2 separate regions of the Homo sapiens genome follow, and region 2 is linked to region 1. Evidence: chromatin loops called from intact Hi-C (ENCODE). Cell type or tissue: GM12878. All regions are shown on one strand. Links, peaks and the distances in the headings refer to the core of each region. The heading gives the core; the rest is flanking DNA.

Region 1 (5,605 bases), core at 318-5,317:
CCATGCTCCTGTTCACATGTTCTACTCCAGGGCTCTATTTTTGTGTACAAAATGTCATGATTACAGCTCTCTTTATAACAATTCCAACCCCCATTCCCCGCTTTTTTTCCCCATGAGAGGTCAGCTCCCGAGTTCACAGGCCCAAATGTGAGTGATGCATAGAAGGGACAGAGTGTTTCCTCTGAGGCCTCTACACATCCCTGTCCAGTCTTTTCATTCTCTGTGGTTTTCTCATTTCTAGTCCAAGAGGCCCAGAAGCAAACCTGGAGGTGAGACCCAAAGAAAGCTGGAACCATGCTGACTTTGTACACTGTGAGGACACAGAGTCTGTTCCTGGAAAGCCCAGTGTCAACGCAGATGAGGAAGTCGGAGGTCCCCAAATCTGCCGTGTATGTGGGGACAAGGCCACTGGCTATCACTTCAATGTCATGACATGTGAAGGATGCAAGGGCTTTTTCAGGTAGAGTTACCCATCAGCCTTCACCCACGTGCCACCACTGACCCACTGGGTAACGTCTCAGGGCCTCAGCTTGACCTGTCCCCCAGGTTCAGAGTGTGGGCTGGTGGCCCACCCAAAGGCCTTGTAATTAGTCTCAAGGGAGCCATTTATATCCCAGAGGAATCCTTCATCTTCAGTCTTCCTGTTCTACCCAGGAAAGGTCTCCTTCCATTAAGATATCCCTTGGTTTCTCCATGTGCTCTTGAATAAAATGGAAAATGACTCAGTGAAAGATAAGGAATTTGAAAATCCCAAATCCAAGTGTTCACATCCGCCTTCTGGGGTGGTTGTTACATAAAGAATGGCATAAAATAAATGCTTAGACCATGGGAAGAGAAACAGACCGAAGGGAGGGGAAGGGCGGGGAGGGGAGAAAGCCATGTGTGAGGAAGCACTCCAGGTGCACCCTCCGGAGGGCACAGGGTATGCAAGGAGCAGCTCCCATCTCGGGAGCCACATGTGGGACCCTCATGCATTCCCAAGACAGCCAGCCTGACAGCCCTTTGCAGAGTTCTTCGTGGTGGCTGGGCATTCAAATGGAAAAGGGCAGGTTCCAGGGAGAAATGAACATTCGTGTTGCATGAGTTATAACAGGGGTGAGACACATCAGCAGTGTCAGACTGGGTTCAGCTACAAGTCACAGGACACTTGTCGCCAATTGGTTTGGCAATAAGGAAAATGTGTTACCTCTCCTAACAGGAAGTCTGAAGGCCTCCAGGTTAGTGAGTTCAGCAGCTCATTTCTTTCCATTTTTCTCTTCAGCCATCCCACCTGAGAGCTCTGATTGCAGTCTGGCTCCCCTTGTGGGGGCACAGTGCTGGGGCCCCAGGCAGGAATCATTATGTTCAGCAGAAGCGCACAAAGGCCCATCTTTGAGAGTAAGGAAATCTTTCCCAGGAGTCCCCTCACATTGGCTAGAGCCGGGCCCAGCCTATGCCTGAACTAGTCACTAGCAAAGAGCAGCAGGTATGTCCCTGAGCTGGGCACACGCCACTTGACTGTGTGGAAGAGGGTGGATGTCTGCACCAGCTCCAGATGCTGCTGGCACAGAAGAGGCTGCCCAAGCAGTGTTCGTGCATCCTGCCTCAGCATGCAGGAATCTTCTGCTCTCCCTTCCTCATTTGGGTACTATTCCTGGGACTCTCAGAAAAAGGCAACATGTTGTAGTGGGCAAAAGCTAAATCCAGTATCAGGCAGACCTGGATTCAAATTTCAGCTTGTCATGTACCTGGAGGACAGCTGGGGATCCATCGTCTCCAAGCCTCAGTCTCCCTCATCTGTGCTAGGCAGATGAGATTATGAGTTTCACAGGGTTTTAGAACTAAATTTACAAAACTGCAAAATACCTAGCCTAGCATCTGATACATAGCATACCTTTAAATAATGTGAGCCCCGGTTTCATCTTTTACCCATTCTCAGTGGACTTTGATGTAGCATCAGAGTTTTCTTACCCAGGCCAGTTGGGAAGGCAAAAGGCAGGGATGGCATCTGTGAAGAACATGCCCCTGGGCTGGTCACTGGTCCGAGGCCCGAGGCCTCCAAGCTCAAACCTGCCAGGTCACTGCGGGCTTGGCTCAGCTTCCCAGGCCTGCCCTCGGGGACCTCTGCAGCCCTACCTGGCTGTTCCATGCTCCTGGGCCAGCCTTCCCTCAGTTTCCACTCTGGACCAGAATCAGAGGCCAGAGCCAAGGGAGAGATTGTTTCTTTCCATCCAGCTGTGGAGATGGGGAAAGTAAAGGTAGGACTGCACTGACCGTGTCTTTTGTGGGACAGGCAGGACTTCCGGGCTGGGAGGAGGAGATCTTGTACCAGAGTCTCCAAAAGGCATCTGCCCCATTGCCTCTCTGCGCACCGCAGAGAGGGGTGTGCGGGCCCGTGGGTCCCGCCTGCACGCTCTGCTGTTCCAGGCGCTCGACCTCTTTGCCCCCTAGGTCAACGAGGGGAATCCACTCTGCCATGGGGAAGTCGCTGCCCCGTAGGGTATAAGAACTTCCCCATAGTTCACCCCTTCCTCCCTGGCCGCCCAGTCTGGAAGGGGAGCTGGAGAAGGCGGCGGGGGGTGGGGGGAAGGCGGGGGGGAAGGCGGGGGGGTGGGGCGGGCTTCTCTGGTTTCTTACCCTCCTGGGGTCAGGTTTCCTCAGCTCCCTCCCTTAAGGAGGGGAAATCGAGGAAGAGGCCCATCTCCATGGAAACTTTCTGGTAACAAGGCTGTGAAAGAGAAGGGGACAGGTGTTTCAGGAAGAAGGGAAGGCGCTGAGGATGGGCCTGGAGAGGAAGTGTCCCTGAAAGTGGTTTTGGGGCTGCCCGCGCCAGCGAAAAGCACGTGTCCCATTTCCTGCCGGAATGGCCAGAAAAGGTCTCCTCCCCGGCTCTGCCCCCTCTAGCTGAGTCCTGGACCTCTAGGGACTCCCACCTACACCCTTCCCATAAAGCCTGACCCAGCTGGGACGCAAAGGCTAGTGTCCCCCTCCCCGAGTCGGTAGGGGCTGGGGAGGGAGGTGGTATGGCCCGGAGCCCCAGGCCGAGGGCCCGGGCACCCGTGCATCCCCCCTTCTGCTCCCCATTCTCTCACAGGAGGGCCATGAAACGCAACGCCCGGCTGAGGTGCCCCTTCCGGAAGGGCGCCTGCGAGATCACCCGGAAGACCCGGCGACAGTGCCAGGCCTGCCGCCTGCGCAAGTGCCTGGAGAGCGGCATGAAGAAGGAGAGTGAGCAGTGGGCGCGCGGGCGGGCCGGCGCCGGGGTGCACGGCTCTGAGTAAGGACGTGCCGTGGGTGTGGGCATGCTTGTGTGGAGATGCGCGCCGAGTGTGCGCGTGAACACACGTGCACATGTGAGCTGGTGTCCGTGTGCAACAGGCAGCCACCTGGGGGAGCGCTTGCAGTCGGCCCTCTGGGAGATGGAGGGAGTCGGTAATCTCTGCCCTGGGATGTGTGCTGGGCAGCCCTGGACAGGGCGTGCCCTCTGTCTCCCCTCAGTTGCTCCTGCATCATTCTTTTTGTCCCCTTCATAATTGTTGTAATGGTTTGAAACCACATTTGCGGGTAGGAGTGTGAATCTGGGGGAGGGAAGCAGGAGCCACATGGGTGATAGGACCCGGGGCCTTCTAGGTGCTAGCCCCATCAGCTGCCCCAGACCTGGATCTTTATAGGGGAACTGTTTGCAGACAGGTGACATGAGGTGTTCTCATTCTACCTATTTAACTTTGATATATTTGTGCTCCTAGGTCACTATGAGATTAAGGCTCATGCGGAAAAGGCTAGGTGTTTCTAGTGCATATTTGTCTCCATGGAACACAAAGGGACCCAAAGCTGCTTCTTTCAAGGACAAGTTCTCTAGGCTGCTGGCAGGCATTCTTGATCTCTCCCCACCAAGGACCTCATAGCTTTGTTCTACACACATGAGTGGGCTCCAGAAATCCACAGAAGACCCTAAGGCTCTGGGCTATATAAGAAGTCTCTGGAGTTGCTATTTCTTGCTAAGCTGTAGCCCAGCTCTCTAGGGTCTTGGAGACCCAGACACCTCTGAAGAGTCTTGGTATATAATTCACCAGAAAATGATAATTGTAGATGCCATTTACTGAACATCTCTTATGTACCAGGAACTATATTAGGCACCCTACATGCAAGGTCTCATTTAACAGCGGTGCGAGGTAAACACGGTTTCTCCGGATCACAAAGGAGAAACCTGGAGGCAGGAGAGGTTAAGGAGGTTGCTTGGGGTCACAGGTAGTAAGTGGCAAAGCTTTCATGCAAACCCAGCGCCTTTGGATTCTGAAGCCCGTGCTCTTGCCAGGGCCCCACAGTGTCCTCACAAACTCCACTGCAGAGGGCAAAACACCAGCCTCACCTCATCTCTGTCCTCACCCAAGTGTTTCTCCAGAAGAGCCCACAGGCCTCTTGAGTCCAGACAGGGGAGAATTGCTTGTCACCATTACTTTCTCTTTTGCCTAACGGCTTCTGCTGCCTTGAGAGGGTTACACAGTGGCTCTCCAGGGGGCTGGAGGCTCACCAGGGGCACGTGTGCCTGAGCCAGCCTCACTGTCCCTGCAGTGATCATGTCCGACGAGGCCGTGGAGGAGAGGCGGGCCTTGATCAAGCGGAAGAAAAGTGAACGGACAGGGACTCAGCCACTGGGAGTGCAGGGGCTGACAGAGGAGCAGCGGATGATGATCAGGGAGCTGATGGACGCTCAGATGAAAACCTTTGACACTACCTTCTCCCATTTCAAGAATTTCCGGGTAGGAGGAACTGCACAGTGACCCGAGGTGTCACTGCCATCTTCATTCTCACATAGAAACTGAGGTTCCCCAAGGATAAGAAACTTATACAAGGTCACAGCTAATCAGTGGTGGAGGGTAGATTTGGAGAGCTGGTCCTGCATCTGTGCTAGCTCCTCAAAGCCTTAGTCTCATTCCCAAAGGTTCTGAAAGTGTGGTCCCTGGGTCAGCAGCATCAGCATGCAGATTTTCAGGTCACCTCAGATCTCCTGAATCTGAAGCTCCAGGGAGGGGCAGGACCCCCCGGTGATTCTGTTGCAGGTTCAGGTTTGAAAAATCACTGCTCTCTCCTTTAAGGCAGGTAGGAACTGGGTCTAAGCAATAAGTGGAGGGAAAGCTAGGCAGTTCCCCAGTGTTGCTGGCATTCGGGGCTTTATGAGGACAGGATCAGGACCTGTTGGGGGTGTGACTTTTGTGAACTGGTGTTTCTTGATCCCAGCACATTAACTATGTCTGTGCTCTAAGTGCCCTCCTTCCCCTTTGCACTGATAGATATCTCAAGTGGCCCTTCACAGCCCAAATAACTGGATTAGCCCAGTGACCTCAGATCTGCTCTTCCCATCCATAGCACCCTAAACCTTCTGAGTCTCCTGAGCCCAACATCTGGAATGCTTGGGATGACACACCATGGTTGCAGTCCCCCTTACCCTCCATTTTAACCAAGCAGGGATGTGTGTGACCATTAATTCATAGATCCCCAAAGCACCTTCATCTGATAGAGAACACCAGAGAGAAGAAACAAATGCTGTGTGTGTATATGTGTGAGGACACACGCATGCATGTGGGTGTGAATGCCTGCATTTGTGCATCCTCTCGAGCTGCAACTG
Region 2 (5,302 bases), core at 303-5,302, 390 kb after region 1:
TACAGGTGCCCACCACCACGCCAGGCTGATTTTTGTATTTTTAGTAGAGAGAGGCTTTTGCCATGATGGCCAGGCTGGTCTCAAACTCCTGACCTCAAGTGATCTGCCTGCCTCAGCCTCCCAAATTTCACTCTCCATTTTTTTTTTTTTTTTGAGACAGTGTCTTGTTCTATTGTGCAGGATGGAGTGCAGTGGGGCAATCTCGGCTCACTGCAACCTCCACCTCCTAGGTTCAAGTGATTCTCATGCCTCAGTCTCCCCAGTAGCTGGGTTTACAGGCACGCACCACCACACCCATCTAATTTTTGCATTTTTAGTAGAGATGGGGTTTCACCATGTTGGCCAGGCTGGTCTCGAACTCCTGACCTCAGGTGATCCGCCCACCTCGGCCTCCCACAGTGTTGGGATAACCGGTGTGAGCCACCGCGCTTGGCCTCTCCATTCTTGATACCATGTTTATCCAGGATACAATCATGTTAGGAGCAATGGAACTGGGGTTGAGGGTAACAGGTGGGAACACCAGCTCTGCCACTCACAGCTGACTAAGCCTGTCTGACCAGGAAACAGGCTCCTATTTCCTCATCTGGAAAATGAAAATAACATCATCTTTTGTATCTACCCCACAGGTTATTGCAAAGATGAGATGATGTATGTGCCAAAACTGTTTGCAAACTTTAAGATGATGCAAAAATATTACTTTTTAGATTTTTGATGTAACCTTCAGCTCTCAGTAAACACCAATTTTTTCCTGTTCTAGTACATTCTGTACATTACATTCAGATTTATTAATCTTCACATGCCACATTTATATTTAGCAAAAGAGCTACATGTATAAACAACAAGCTTCTGTGGTTTACCTTAAGTCTCCTGTATCCAAATTTAAGATCTAGCCCTATCATATGATCCACTTATTCATTCAGGTCTGCCTCCTCAGCCTCCATGTCTTCAGATTGTGGACTTATGGAGAGTGATTTTCCTTAATTTCTTTATCTCTCCACAAAAGAAGGGGAATATGTGGTGAATATTAACTACAGAAGTAAGAACAGTGCTAACCAGCAGCTTCACAAAGCATTTTTTGAAGAAAGGTACTACATTAGAGAGACCAGTGCTGACACTGATTCAGAGCAGAGAGTACTGCTGACCTGGCACCGGCTGCACAGGGCAGTCAGAAGTTTGAGCAATGGCACAAGCAGTGGGACTCCTGCAAGACCCATAACCCAGGCCATTCCTCCCCATGGCCATTCTCACATTCCTGCACATAAGCCATGACTATCTGATGGTGACCTCGTCACCAAGCAACTGCCTGGATTTCACAGCCACATGTCTGTTTGGTCCAGATCACTGATCGGTACGTTTCTCTCATAATTTTTCTTTGGACCCACTTTATTTGAGTACCACTATACAATCAGTTTTCCTTTGAGTGATACAGTACTACATGAAATCCTGATTGAGGATTCCTTCTCTTTCTGATTTAGTTAAGAGGAACTCAATTTAGTTATTTTCCAGAAAATATACATTGAATAGTTTTCACCTCTCAGACAGTGGTGCTAATTCATTATTCAAATAGACATACTATGGACTTATATATGTATATTGTGATATTTTTCCCGAGCAATCTTACTGAAAACTTGCCTCAGGGAACAAAAGATGAATACAAGATGATTTCCCTTTTTTGTTTGGCCAAGTTAACACCTGTGAAGTCACTGAAAGGTGAATCATCTCCAATTCAGCAGGTGAATTATGTATGTCTGGGGAATGTCTTTGCCACGTTGGTAGGAATTCAGTCACCAATGTCATTTATATTTTTCTATTGAGCTAAAAGATGAAGCCTACATAGCTGAATATTTTAATCAGCCACAAACACATAATTTCCACAAAGCAAATAGATTTCAATATTGTATATTTAATTATAGATAGCCAGTACTATCTAGGTTACTTGTCTTCCATTTATGAAGAGTAAAAAGCCTGAATTGGGTTACTGTCAGTCAGAAACAAGGTGAATTTTTTTTTTAAAGGATTATATAGCTTTCTCATTATCTCTTCCTCTTCATTTATTGAGTGGAAATGTAAGACAAGAACTTGCTTGATTTTTCTATCCTCAAGTGAGGTTTCAATACATATAGATAAATATTGAACTACATCTGCAAAACCTGTATAATTCTGCATTATCATTTCAATAGTCTCTAATGAATTCAGATGCTTAAGCCACATCCACCAGCTCAATGGTATGATGTTGCAAAAACTTTATCAAATGTTAATTTCTCAACTTGGCAGTTTATTTTATTTGAAGTTACTGAGTCTGAAAACATGGCCAGAGAATGGAGCACAAGGTACTTGTTGGCATGCTGTGACTAACAGAAAACTTATCCTAAGATGTCACAAGACCATGCTCTCTAAAATGCTATAAAAATTGATGTAAATGGTATCACTGAGCTTTAACCTATCCAAAACCAAATATGAATGTCTTTCCAAAATGCTTTTTAATAAAACAATTAAAATTTAAATTGTGAAAATTTATCTGATTTCTTTATCAACTTACTGTTTTTGATCCATGCTACAATGGGATTGTAAATCTAACTCAAATAAAACTCCAAATACCTTTATCATAATGTTATCTGATGTGTTTCAGCAAATTTGATCTTTTAATATCTTGCTTATTTCTAATGTATACACTAATCTGCACCCAATTAAAATTCTGCACACCTCAAGCTAATATTAGTGTGACCTCTAACTATTTGTATTTAAAGTATCCATCATAAGGCCTGACCCCGTTCCCTACTCTCGTGCCTGGGCCACCATCCTCGTAGAACATCCTAGGAGATTTCATTAGCTTTTCAGCCTCCAGAGTTCTAAATTATTCAATCATAATGATTTCACTTTATTCCTCTTCAGACACCCATCCCCAGGTTACACTCTGGGTCTTAGGGTCACTCAGAATGGTTCCCCTTCAGGAATTGTAAACACCAATATCCCAACACCAATTTGACTACAATCTGTTCAAAATTTAACTCCAAGTCTCCCTCTCAATTGCTCACCTTCTTCCCCATTTCAGATAATGGCAACTCCACCTTTCAATTTGCCTGGACCAAAAACCTTGGAGTCATCCTGACTCTTGCTCACTACCCACATCCAATCTGTCATAAATCTTGTTGGCTCTATCCTCGAAATACATCCAGAATCTAACTCCTTCTCACCACCTCTGCTGCCACCACCTGATCAAAGTCTTACTTTGCATTTCTTATTTGGATTATTGCAATAGCCTCCTAACTGGTCTCCCTGCTTCTACCCTGGCACTTCCCTCAAGTCTATTTTCAACATAGCAGCTAGAGTAATCCATTAAAGAGACATAAGATCACATCACTTCTGTGCTCAAAACCCCACAATGACTCTCTATTTCCCAGAGGGAAAGCCAGTCTTTACCAGAGTCTACAAAGCCTACACACTCGATCCCTGTTGTTTCTTGACCTCATTTCTTACATCTTCTCCAGGCCCACTCCACTCCAGCCACACAGCCTCCTTGCTTTTCCTTGAAAACACCAGGCACTCACACACTGCGAGGCTTTGAAGTGGCTGTTCTCTCTGCCTGGAATATTTCAATACATGTATCTGCATAGCTCATCCTCTTTCTCTCCTGATTGTGTGTTCATATGTTACCTTCTCAACCAGAGCTATGATGACAACCCTATTTAAAATTATACCCTATCCTCGGAATTCTGAATTCTTATTCTGCTCTATTCTCTTCCCCTGCCCCCATCCAACCATAGTACTTATTACCTTTTAACATATTACATAATTTACTTGTTTATTATTATGATTTTATTTATTGTTTTCTCCTCCCAATAGCATTGTGCATGATGTACTCTCAGAACTAGAACACTACCTGGACACTGAAGGCACTCAATAAACATCTGAGGAATAAATGAGTGAGCATCCTATCCTCCAGCCCTCTCATGTGCTTACTCCTGCCACATTTGTACATTGACAGCCTATAGACCTCCAGTCACTTGGTTCTTTTGCTTCCTCATAGTTTATCAGTCTCTCTTACTGTCTCTACCTAATTTCAGATCCCTGGTTGGTCATCTGAACTGTTCTCTCAATAACATCCTATTCCCTTTTCAAACAAGCCCTTCTGCAGCATCTGCCCAATAAAACTCAGATCAGAGCCACAATCCATTGTCTGCTTTTGCATCCGGGCAGCCGAGTGGTGCAGGAGAAAATTAGACAACCTTGCAGATTGTTGCCACCAAAACTGACGTTCTCCAACATCAATCTGCCAAGCTTACTGTGCCATCTATCTTTTTATTTATTCTGAGTTATTTCTTTACATTTTCTTTGTGAGTGACTCACCTCACAGGACTCACAGAAACAAGAGCATGTATCTGTCTGGATGATGCCCTCAGTCTAGGTTTGGTGCCATCCTCTATGTCCCTAAAACACCCCAGGGTCTATGTGCATCAGTACAATTGTCATGTTATATTACCACCTTTTAATGTTAGTTCCACCGGACAGTTTCTACTCCTCAAAAGCCAGGCTGTTTCTTATTCTATAACCCACACCATAGTACGGTCTTTGGAAAATGGTAAGTGTTCCATAACCATCTGTTGAATGAATTCATTAATGGATATGGAAACTCCTTCTCTTCTTCTTTCTTTGTCCTCTTCCCTAATCTTATTTTTCCCTGGCAAAGCACTCCCCTATTAGGCAGAAGGCTGAGGGCTAAGCATGTGTGCCATATGGCTCTTAAAGTACTAGAGATCTGTGAGAGTTGGGGGAGAGTTAGGAACTGGTTCAATGCCTATGTGTTAGGAGGGGCACATTCTGGGTAATTGTAGTGGTTTCAGGGGGATCCCCACAGTCCCCTGGAATGGCTGAGAATTCCTTGGAATTAGTGAACACAAGGGCCAGAGATATTTGGGGGGCTCTGAGTGCTGTGGATGCTGTGAACTTCCATAGACACTGGGTTTTCACCACTTTAACAAATTTGCACACCCCAAACCCTCACTAAAAAGCTTTGCATTCTGGGTAAGCCCTTCCTTTGCCTCCCCTCTTAGCACAGAGCTGAAAAGAGCCTAAAAATAAACGAGAGAAAGCATCCTAACAGGATGCCTGTAAAGCTTTTTCCTCTCATTCTTTTTGTTTCTAGGAAAGTGCAGCACCTTGAAGGAGTGTATATTCACATATGCACTGCGTATATGTTTACTTGTCTCCAGTGAGATAGGGCCACTTGAAAGATTCTTTGCCAATGGCTGAATTCTTGCTGGAGAATTCTCCCAGGAAATGCTTTTGTCCAATATGTTTCTTA

What was found. Hi-C counts contacts between places; a loop is a spot of excess contacts. Peaks named below come from ENCODE experiments on the same cell type or tissue, not always from the same donor. Only the 100,000 strongest peaks of a DNase experiment are listed, where the experiment ranks them.
Region 2: a loop joins it to region 1, with 2.7 times the contacts of the local background. A loop is called at or near these places in 13 of 110 quality-filtered maps.

The regions. Positions count from the first base shown.
Region 1 is chr3:119,806,988-119,812,592 of GRCh38, forward strand. NR1I2 (nuclear receptor subfamily 1 group I member 2) reads left to right here. Exons shown (of 9, transcript NM_003889.4): 2 at 242-460; 3 at 3,074-3,207; 4 at 4,552-4,739. The coding sequence starts at 264. Among named protein-coding and RNA genes, the nearest start is that of NR1I2, 28 kb to the left of the region's middle. RefSeq lists enhancers at 2,709-3,212, 3,190-3,249 and a silencer at 2,720-2,979. In GM12878, for the core only: a CTCF peak has its summit at 3,360 (motif pointing right); a DNase peak (open chromatin) is centred at 3,284; H3K4me3 peaks cover 1,094 bases; H3K27ac peaks cover 600 bases.
Region 2 is chr3:120,195,313-120,200,614 of GRCh38, forward strand. The region is part of intron 3 of GPR156 (G protein-coupled receptor 156); the gene reads right to left. Among named protein-coding and RNA genes, the nearest start is that of GPR156, 87 kb to the right of the region's middle. In GM12878, for the core only: a CTCF peak has its summit at 3,207; a DNase peak (open chromatin) is centred at 3,205.